Regions from separate parts of the Homo sapiens genome. Here region 2 is linked to region 1. A link is an interaction called in ENCODE POLR2A ChIA-PET data of the cell type or tissue named here. Cell type or tissue: MCF 10A. All regions are shown on one strand. Links, peaks and the distances in the headings refer to the core of each region. The heading gives the core; the rest is flanking DNA.

Region 1 (5,343 bases), core at 711-4,710:
GGGAGAGAGATAAAAGAGAGAGAGAGGGAGAATCTTAATGGAACTTCAAGATGCCATGAACACAGTGTATGTATTGGGAGAGAGAAAAGATAGGCCACCACTCAATAAATACAACTTTAAGAAGCCAGAAAATACATACGGTGTAACAAAGAGACGCCTACAACCTCCAAATGACAGCAAAGATCATATTTGTTAAGTGAAGAAATTGTTTACTTTCTGGCCAGAAAGCTTGAGGTCTAGAACAGGGATTGGCAGGTGACAGCCCGTGGGCCAAATCTGGCCCCTTGCCTATTTTTGTAAATAAAGTTTTATTGGCACACTGCCTGGTCCAGTCCTGTATTTCTGGCAGAGTTGAGTAGTTGTGACAGAGGCTGTGTAGCCCACAAGTCCTAAAATATTTACTGTCTACCTCTTTTTTTTTTTTTTTGACAGAGTCTCACTCTGTCACCCAGACTAAAGTGCAGACACCATCTTGGCTCACTGCAGCCTCAAGCTCCTGGGCCCAAGCGAACCCCCTGCCTCAGCCTCCCAAGTAGCTGGGACTACAGGTGTGCACCACCACACCTGGCTAAGACTTTATTTTTTAAGTAGAGATGGGGTCTCACCATGTTGCCCAGGATGGCCTCAAACTCCTGGCCTCAAGCAATCCTCCCACCTCAGCATCCCAAAGTGCTAGAATATAAGCATAAGCCACTGTGCCTGGCCTGTCTGGTTCTTTATAGAAAAAGTTCCCTACCCTGTCCAGAGCAGGGTTTCATAAACTTTAATATACACACAACCCACCTGGGACGCAGAATTGATTCAGCAGGTCTTGGGGGGCCTGAGATTCTGCATTTCTAATGTGCTACCAGGAGATCCCCGTGCTGCTGGCCCATTGACCATACTTGTGTTTGAGCAAGTAACAAATATCTTGTGTGTCTCCATTCAGAGAGGGTACATGAACTGATTTATAAAAACCTTCAGGCATCAAAATACAACACAGATAATTTAGGAGGTTTATTTGCCAAATCAAAGGATTCTCCACTTTTTAGAAGGATTTCTAGTGGCCTGCTTTGGACCACTCTTCTCCTTCCCACTTAATGTGTCCACACCCAGAGAGACATTGCTATGGTTTGAATGTCTGTCCCCTCCAAAACTCAAGTTGAAATTTAATTGTCATTGTGATGATATTGGGAGGCGGGACTGGTACTGAGTAATCAATGGGCTTGCTACCCAATGTGCCCAGAGGCCAATATCATGGCACTGGCTTTTAAGAAGAGAAAAGCTTTATTGCTAGTCAGCTGGCAAGGAGACAGGAGGAAAGGCTCAAATCTGTCTCCCCACGCTAGGGTTTGGGTCAGGTTTTATAAGCATAGGGTAATGAGGCATGATCTGATTGGATCTTGCAATGAGATGATGTGGGGAGGCATGACCTGATTGGATCCTGCCATGGGGTAACGTCAGAGCTCAATCCGATTGGATTCTGGATCCTGCCATGTAGTGTCTGCTTCTGAATTCAGTCCCTGCTCCTCAGTCTGAGCACTTAGGTTCCCCCTGTGGTTGCACACTTGGTTCATCTGGGCATGCTCAGGTTACATGACCTTCAATCTGAGGGTCCATGGCAAATGAAAAACAACTCACAACTTTGTTACGTAAAAGTTGAACTAGACTGGTCCGATGAGGTTACAGGACTTTTAAGAGGTGTCTGGGTTATAAGAGCTCTTCCCTCATACATGGATCAAAGATGTTATCACAAGAGTAGCTCAGGTATGGCAGGAGTGGGTTCATCCCCTCTTTAAAAAGCTCTGTCTCTCTCTCTCTGTGACTCATCTCTCTTTTACCCTCTCACTATCCACCATATGATGACTCAGCAAGAAAGCCCTCACCAGATGCCAACACCTTGATCTTGGCCTTCCCTGTCTCTAGAACTGTGAACCAATAAATTCTGTTCATTATAAATTACCAGTCTCAGGTGTTCTAGTATAGCAGCACAAAACAGACTAAGATAGACACTTTTAAATTCCAAGCAGCACCCAGGAACATGACAGCAGGAGCCCCCAAATTTCAGCTTGCAAGATGATAGGGAGTAGGGAGAAAATATCCAAACTTTCTTCCACATTTATATCTTTTATCAACCTTTAATAATGTCCAATGTGGGTGTGTGTGTTTTATAACAGAAATAATATATTAGTACAGTGAGTCGTACCTGCACATCACTTATAAACATGTAATAAATATATCCCATTTATAAATAAGTAAGTGTGCATGCTCTGGGATATGCACCAGTACACTAGTTTTGAGGCAACAGATCTACCCGAGGAGGCATCCTGTAGGTTGAAGCTGAGCCTGAGCTGTGCTCATATTCTGAGTCAGACCTTGGCAGACTTTCAGCTCCAGTGCCAGCAGGCAAGGCAAGCTGTGTGGGCACAAGTTAAGTTATTTCTCACAAGCACAGCAGCAGGTGTTCCAGAAAGACTTGGAAGCCAAACAGACACATTCCAGTCCCTGTGAGTGCCAGCCACATGAGGTGTCAGGGCACCTGGCAGAGCATTTCTGGAGAGGAATAAGGGAGTGCAGGGGCAGGGGATGTGGGTGATGCCAAGGAAAGCCTTGCACTAGATCAATGACAACAATAGCAAATGTTGCTGTCATTTATTGAGCACCTACTACTTGCCAGCATCTATGCCAAGTTTTAGAAACAAATTACTTCATTTAATCCTTGTGAGGTAGGTACTCTACTTATCCCCCATTTTACAGAGGAGGCAACTGAGGTTCAGAGAGGCAAAGTGACTTGTCTAAGGACACAGAAAGTGGGGGAGAAAGACTGTGGTTTTTAGAAATATTGATTCTCCAAAAGAGCGATGAGATCCCAATGAAAACACTAGGGGTTTTTAAACATTGAATTCTGAGCAAGCCACACAGTAGAGCTATGCACTAGTGATGACACTTGCACCTCTTTGTGGAGCACTTATTCTGTGCAACACTCTGTTGAATCTTCTACAGATGCCTCCTTTAACCCCCGGAGGAACCCTGAGAGACCCTGAGAGGTGAAGGGAGAGGAAAGGAGGCTGACTCACACAGGCTTCCTGGTGCTTCCTCAGCGGTGGATGCTGTCAGGATCAGACCCATGGGGTGGAGACCTTGGTGAACCGAAGCTCAAAGAGCCTGGCTGAAAGAGATGCTCTTTCTCAGCTCCATGCAATTGTTGCCCTGTAGAAATGAGGGCTATGTTTCGTTAGGTCTTCCGATTTTCCAATAGAAGGCAGAAATCCGGACTTATACCTAGCATCTCTTGGTTTTATACCTTAACAAATTTTTTAGAATTTAAAACTCTGCAGACCAAACAAATGACATCCATGGCCCAGGAGACCTCTGCGCTCAATGCTTACTTGCAGTAATTTTACCTTCCAGTACATATCTACTCTGAGGGAGGTGAGATGCTTTGTCTCCTGTGACAGGCTGGAATGTGAGTTTCGTTACCATCCCATTTTACAGAGGGGGAAACTGAGTCTCAGAGAAGTGCACACCCAAGGCCACAGCGTGACTCAGAGACAAGACTGAGAGCTAAATTTTGTCTTGGTTCAGAGGCAAGCTTGGGAGCTAAAATGTCTCTTGGTTCTTTGAGGGGGGCTGGCCTAGGCTGCTTTGCTTTCAGCTGTCATTCTGAGCTGTCTCCAACAGTGTGAAGAGGAGGGAGGAGAAAAGGAAGAAAAGAGGAGGGGACTGGAGTCCATCCAGTCTGTCCCAGCTCCTGCCAGGCTCCATCTGACCCTAGGAGAGCAATCCTGGACCCAAGCTCCAGCCAAAAAGCCTCTCTCCTCCACTCAGGCTGGGAGGTTGCTTTCTAGGAGCTCAGGATGCAAAGGTGGACACTGTGGGCTGCAGCCTTCCTGACCCTCCACTCTGCACAGGCCTTTCCACAAACAGACATCAGTATCAGTCCAGGTAAGTGCAGGGACCAGGGCTGGGAGCAGGTGGAGAGGAGTACACTCTCAGGAACTTATTCTATCGGTGAGGCCTGGCAGCTTCTGTTGGGGGGTTGGGGTGGCCTGACCCGAGTCTCCTGACAGCTTTCCCCCTACCAGCTTTGTCATGGGCACTCTTCTAGGCCCAGACACAAAAAGTCCTGGGTTTGAATCCCAGTTTTGCAGTTTACAAGCTGTGTGACATAGAGGAAGTTTCTTGATCTCTCTGAGCCTCAGCTTCTTCTAGAAAGTTGGGTCGCAATGGCATTCTCTTTGGGCTACTGTGCAAGGCAGATAAGATAACATGAGGAAAGTGCTTTGCACAGTGTCTGGCACTACAGGAAGATCTGAACATGGTAGTTTTGTGAGGGATTTGGCATCTGGGCCCCAACCCCACCTTGGCTGTGACAGCCTTCCCAGGGAGCTTTCAGAGCTGCTGCAGTGCCACCAGAGGTTAGGTGCGCAGGGAGGGAGACTTGTCCCTCTAATGGCCTCCCTGGAGGCCTGGCCCAGCAACCCCCAGCCTTGTGGGGCATCCCCAGGGATGAGAACCTGTCAGCCTTGGGCATGTGGCCTCCCAGTGTCCCATATGGAGGGTGAGGGTCTTCAAATGAGCTCAACTTCTTCCACTTTGCAATAGGAAGGCTGGGTTACTGATTCTGGGGGACCCTCATCTGGATGAGAAGAGTTCTGAATCCTATAATTTGGTGGCCAAGAGTCTTGACTGTCACCTCTACCAGGTTCTTTCCAGGCTTGTTTATGTTCATATATGGATTTATTTATCATAGCAGTGGCAGAGATATCATTTTTAAATCCCCGTTCAAGTAAAACTAATAATGAAATACCTAGATGGAGATTCTCATAAGGCCAAATTATTGGGTTGTGATAGTGTTAGAGTGACTTTAAACAGAGGGTTGATAGGGTTGTCAGATAAAATACCAATAAATAAATATTAATAAATTATTTCTTAGTGTAAGCATGCCCCAAATATTACATGGGACGTATTTATACTAAAAATTATCTGTTTGTTTACCTGAAATCAAATTTAACTAGGTATCCTTCTTTTTTTTTTTTTTTTTTGTTAATCTAGCATCCCTAGTGGTAACAATAAGGGATAGTCTTAGCTCATTTGGGCAAGGGGTTTCAGTTCTGTCCTAAACTCTCTGAGTGTATTCATCAGCTCAGGCTGCGAATATCACAGACTGGGGAGCTTAAGCAACAAACATTTATTTCTCACAGTTCTGGAGGCTGGGAAGTTCAAGATCAGGATGCCAGCAGATTTTATTCCTGGTGAGGACTCTCTTCCTGGCTTGCAGATGGCCGCCTTCTCACTGTACCCTCACATGGCAGAGTAAGAGAAAGCTCTGGTCTCTTCCTCTTATAAGCACACTAATCCCAT
Region 2 (5,343 bases), core at 771-4,770, 150 kb before region 1:
GCAAGAGGCACCCTTGGCTTCCTCCTGCAAGGGCTCTGGGTACAAGCCTGAGCTTGCTGCCACCGTTAGTCTCCCACTGTGCTGGGGCTGAGGGAGGGGGCTGCCGGGCCCACGGTGGAGTTTGGGGGGATTTCAGGTTAACCCACAGTATATGGGAGGGTGGGTTTCTTTTCCTTTGTGCCGTCATTTTTCCAAGGCGGCAATCAAAGGAGAGCAACCTGTGGTATAATTCAAGGCTGGCAAAGAGACAGACAAAGATGATGGCAGAGGTGCCTCCCCTGCAGCCTGTGGATCCATACTGCACTCACGTCCTCACTCTGAAGGTGGCCTCCTATGAACACCTGCAGCTCAGGCCCGGGAGTTCTTATCTGTTTGTGACAGGACATTCCACCCACATGTAGGACAAGGCAGACATTGCTGGAGTGTTTGAGCCGCAGGGAGCAGCGCTCAACCAACCATGGATGGGACTGGTGGATAATCGCCCAGCTCCCTTCCCTTTCCATGGGACAGCTCTGGGATGCATGCTTTGCCCTGGCCCCAGCAGAGCTGAACCTCAGTTGCCACCTGCCCCCCAGCCCCCTCCGTAGGAACATGCCTGGGGACACACCCTTCCTTGGCTGCCTTCCCGTTCCCATCCCTGTCTCTCACTGTCCCCTCCCTCCTGGTGTTTCCTGAATCACTGTGCAAATAAACTACTCACACCCCAGCTCCTGTTTCAGGGTCCACTTCTTGAGGGGTGTAAGCTAATCAGTCTGTGCAGTTTGGTTCTGGAGGTCACTGAAAAGACTCACTCCTCCCTCTTTCTACCCTGAAGACGGAAAGCTCCCTTTCCCCATCCAGATGTGAACTCTGACTGCAGTGAAGTGAGACCTTGGGTGGGGGGCAGGAGAGGGACCCAAGGGTTGACAAGAGTAAGGAATGGTAGAAGAAAGGGCTTGGGGTGCTCCAGTGTGCCCCGAGAACTGAGGAGGAGGCCCATGCCATACCCACAAACTTTTCATTAGTTAAGTGAAGTATGGATGGAATGATCTTTGGATGCCATTCGAGCCTGCTAGCCAAGTTGTTCCTGTCTGTACCACCCCACCCAGCCAGTGTACAGCAGGGAGTGGAGGTAGCAGTCATACAGTATGGTGGTTAGGAGCTCAAGCTCTGGGTTTAAATAAACCTGGGCTCAGCTGCTGGCTTTCCTACTCATAAGCTGTGTGATCTTTAGCAAGTCACTTAACCTCTCTGAGCCTCAGTTGATATTCCAGCAACACTGCAATGAGCCTTCCTGCACATGTGCCCTTGGGCAACAGGCAGGAGCTTCTCTAGGACATATCCCTGGTGACCAGACGTGCTGAGTCGTAGGGTCTGGACAACTTCTGCATTTATTCATGAGGGCTGGCGCGCTTGGCAGTGATTAAAAACGTGGACTCACATCAGCAAGCGGTGTGTGCTTCTCGGGTGCTCTGATACATCCCTTACAAACACAAACGGAATTACAGTATGCAATCAACTTGCTTTTTTTTTTTTCACCACGTATACGTATTGGAGATCTTTCCATATCTAGCCACCTCAATATGCCTCATTTTAAAAACCATTTTATTGAATCATAATTATAGAAAATTGCATAGCAGGATGAACTTTTACAGTGTGAAAAACACTTGAGTAATCAGTACTGAAATCCAAAACCAGAATGTTACCTCTATTCCAGAACCCCCCTGCTGGTCCCTCCCCTCCCTCAACCACAACGGATTTATAAATATGTACTCTTGGCGTATGTGTGTCTAGCTTCTTTGGCTAAGAACTAGTTTATGAGATTTATGGATGTTGTTGCATGTAGTGACATTTTGGCAATGCCTGGAGACATTTTTGGTTGCCCCGACTTGCAGAGGGAAGTGCTACTGGCATCTTGTGGGTGGAGGCTTCAAAACGTCCTCCACCCCCCACTCAGGACAGCCCCCACTACAAAAATAATCTGGCCCCCAAGTGTCAGTAGTGCCTAGCTTGGGAAATCCTGTTATACACTGTGTGAGGGACTTAGGGGTTTGTTCTAAGAGTACTGGAGAAACCACGGCCTTTGTTCAGCTTTTAAATACTGCAAACTATTTTCCAAAGTGGCTGTGTCCTCTTTCTTTGTGAATACCTGCATTCTTTCCCATCATGTGGGTGTATCATTTTACCAGTTCCCATCCATTAATTTTATATTGTTTCCAGTCTTTTGGCCATTACACCAGTGCCAAAATGAGAATCCTTGTAACAGTCTATAGCAGGCTTGTCCAACCCACAGCCTGTGGGCTGCATGCAGCCCAGGATGGTTTTGAATGTGGCCCAACACAAATTTGTAAACTTTCTTAAAACATTATGAGATATATTTATTTATTTATTTTTAGCTCATCAGCTTTCATTAGTATTTGTGTATTTTATGTGTGGCCCAAGACAATTCTTCTTCCAGTGTGGCCCAGGGAAGCCAAAAGATTGAACACCCATGGTCTACAGTATTTGGAAAGAATATCAGCCAGGCGCAGTGGCTCAGGCCTGTATCCTAGCACTTTGGGAGGCCGAGGCAGGCAGATCACTTGAGGTCAGGAGTTTGAGACCAGCCTGGCCAACATGGTGAACCCCCATCTCTACTAAAAGCACAAAAATTTGCTGGGCATGGTGGCATTTGCCTGTAATCCCAGCTACTTGGGAGGCTGAGGCAGAAGAATCGTTTGAACCCGGGAGGCGGAGGTTGTGGTGAGCCAAGATTGTGCCATGGCACTCTAGCCTGGGCCACAGAGTGAGACTCCATCTCAAAAAAAAAAAAAAAGAAAAAGAATATCATATTTGGATATAAGTGTATGCACGTGTGTGTGCACACACACACACACACACACACACCCCATTTTCTGGAGACCCCAGACAATGGGACACGACTAAATTTGATTTACATGTAAACTTCCTTCATTCCCTGCATGTTTAATATTGAACTTGCTTGCAGAAATAGCTCTCATCATCTTGGCTTCTGCCCCGGCTTCACATCTCGTGCATGTGGACACACGATCTGGAAAGATAAACAGGAAATCCCTCCCGGCATGGGAAAATGGAGGAGGCCTCTGTTCCTCTGAGAGCTGGGACTCAAAAAAGCTAAGTGTCAGCCTGGTTGGGGCCAAGGGGACTCCCTGCCTGCAAACAGGACTGGGCAGCTCTGGGGAAGATGTTGCAATTTTTTTTTCCTCTAAATGCTTCATGTGAACTAATTCCACTTTGAAATTAATCTCTGGCATCTAGTTGCCTTCTATTTTTTTCTTTAAAACAATATTTTAACCTAAATTTATAGATCTGGACCTGCCTCTGTGCCTTTTATCTTTGTCTAAAATTCAAGTAATGGGTAATACTTTGATTTCAAATGCATTAAACTATAACCACATAATATGTATTGATCATTTTTAACCTCGCCTGTTTTTCAAGCAGCTAGATTTAACAATTTCTCTAAAGTTAACTCTAAATGTTACAGGAACAGTAAAGTCAATAGAACAGAAATTTAAAAATACATATCATATAAAGGAAGGCTAAACCCAGATTCATGCAGTTACTCTTAATAAGAATTAGATTTAGCTCTGAGCTTTCTGGCAAAGCAATAAGGAAAACGCAATGCATCACCCAATATCTTGTTTTCTTGTCAAAGGAAAACTGCACATCTTTAGCTGAGATAATTATTTTCTTGATCTTAAGTTCTGAAATCAGCAGATGTGAACATTTAAAATTTATCCTTCCGGTCTATGTTTTCATCTCTGCTCTTCTTACTTACCCTGGATGGAATATAGGTGCCATGTTGTCACCCCTGTACTGAATTGATAGCTGCCTGGTTGACCGCTTTCTATGTGCCTGGCACTAGGCTGTGTGCTTTACCCTTGGAATATCAACTGTTATTATCCCACGTTACTGCTACAGGAATCGAGGTTCAGAGAGGTTAAGTAACAGCCTCCAACTCATACTTGGCAAGTACTGGAGTTGACAGGTAGGCAGGGCAGGGATTTTTGTCCTCTGAGAAAGAAAATAACTTGTCCAACTTCACACAGCTGGAAAACGCCAAAGCTGGGATTCAAACTAGAGAATTTAGAGATCTTACATGTCTTTAGTACCTACTAAATGCCAGGACACTTTGAGGAATGATGAGGAAGTGTAGGTCAAGGTTAAGAGAGTAGCTGACAGATCTGGGCTCAGTTCTGCCTCTTAATTGACCCTGGGCAATTTCTTAATGCCTCTGAACCTCAGTTTATTCACCTGCAAAATGGGTAGATTATAGCCTAACCTCAGAGGGTGTTATGGGAATTCGGTGAGTTGATGCCTGGGGAGGATTTAGCACAGAGCCTAATGAGGAGGGTGCCCATCAATGTCAGCTCCCATCAATGTCAACATCTTGCTGGTCAATATCAGCAAGAATCCTCGATGAGGCAAAAATCACCAGCTCTGTGCTTCAGGTGGAATCTATTTCTCTTTCTTCTCCTTTCTTCTTTCTTCTCCCCAGCCCTGCACTCCCCCAGCTCTCTGATCATCCTGAAGGGCTGAAGAAAACAACCAGGGAAAAGCTGGAGTTTAATAAATAAGCTCCCTTCGAAATGACCAGAGGGCCCCAGGCATGAGCTGTCTGCAGTGGTTTTCACAGCAAGCTTCACAGCAATACCTTAGGTTTTTATTTATATTACATTTCCCTGTTTACAAAGCCCTCATCTGCCTGCCAGTTACCTCCCTGAACTTCTCCTGCAGTTCTGAGAGGGGGTAGGGATTTCCATTCCCATTGAAAGGAGGCCCAGAGAGGTTAGTGACTTCCCCCAAAGTCACCCAGCAGAGCAGAACTCACATCTTCTGCCTCTAAGTTCAGAGATTTCTTCATAGCATCCTGCTGCAGGACAGCAGTTAATGAAACCGTTTCCGGAAATAATTAAGAGTTAGAGCTGGGAAAAACATATTTTGAATTGGCCAAGAGGGAATTGAAAAACTGCACATGTCAAATCTCTGTTTTTTTCTCCTGATGTGGCTTTTTGCCCCTCATCCCCTGTTCCTTTTGTCCCATGTTTCTCTGACTGCCTTCACTCTCTCACACATAAGCAAAGCAGCAGACTGGTTCATTCATTCATTCATTCATTCATTCACTGTTATGGACTGAATTACATTCCCTAAAATTTCTATGTTGATATTTTAAACCCCAATGTCTCAGAATTGTGACTGTATTTGGAGATAGAACATTTAAGAGGTAATTAATGTAAAATGAGGTCACATGGTTGGGCCCTAATCCAATATGACTGGTGTCCTCATAAGAATAGACTAGGACTCAGACAGTACAGGAGCAAGGGACGACCATGTGAGGACACAGCG

The links. Peaks named below come from ENCODE experiments on the same cell type or tissue, not always from the same donor. Only the 100,000 strongest peaks of a DNase experiment are listed, where the experiment ranks them.
Region 2: POLR2A ChIA-PET joins it to region 1 with 6 read pairs; 1 of 35 experiments calls an interaction of 5 or more read pairs at or near these places.

The regions. Positions count from the first base shown.
Region 1 is chr16:19,282,016-19,287,358 of GRCh38, forward strand. CLEC19A (C-type lectin domain containing 19A) reads left to right here and starts at 3,716. Exons shown (of 5, transcript NM_001256720.2): 1 at 3,716-3,924. The coding sequence starts at 3,837. In MCF 10A, for the core only: no CTCF peak of the experiment used is centred there; DNase peaks (open chromatin) are centred at 1,856 and 2,386.
Region 2 is chr16:19,135,679-19,141,021 of GRCh38, forward strand. It overlaps LOC124903657 (a long non-coding RNA gene), which reads left to right. Exons shown (of 2, transcript XR_007065011.1): 2 at 1-706. Among named protein-coding and RNA genes, the nearest start is that of ITPRIPL2, 24 kb to the left of the region's middle. In MCF 10A, for the core only: no CTCF peak of the experiment used is centred there; DNase peaks (open chromatin) are centred at 1,423, 1,783 and 3,073.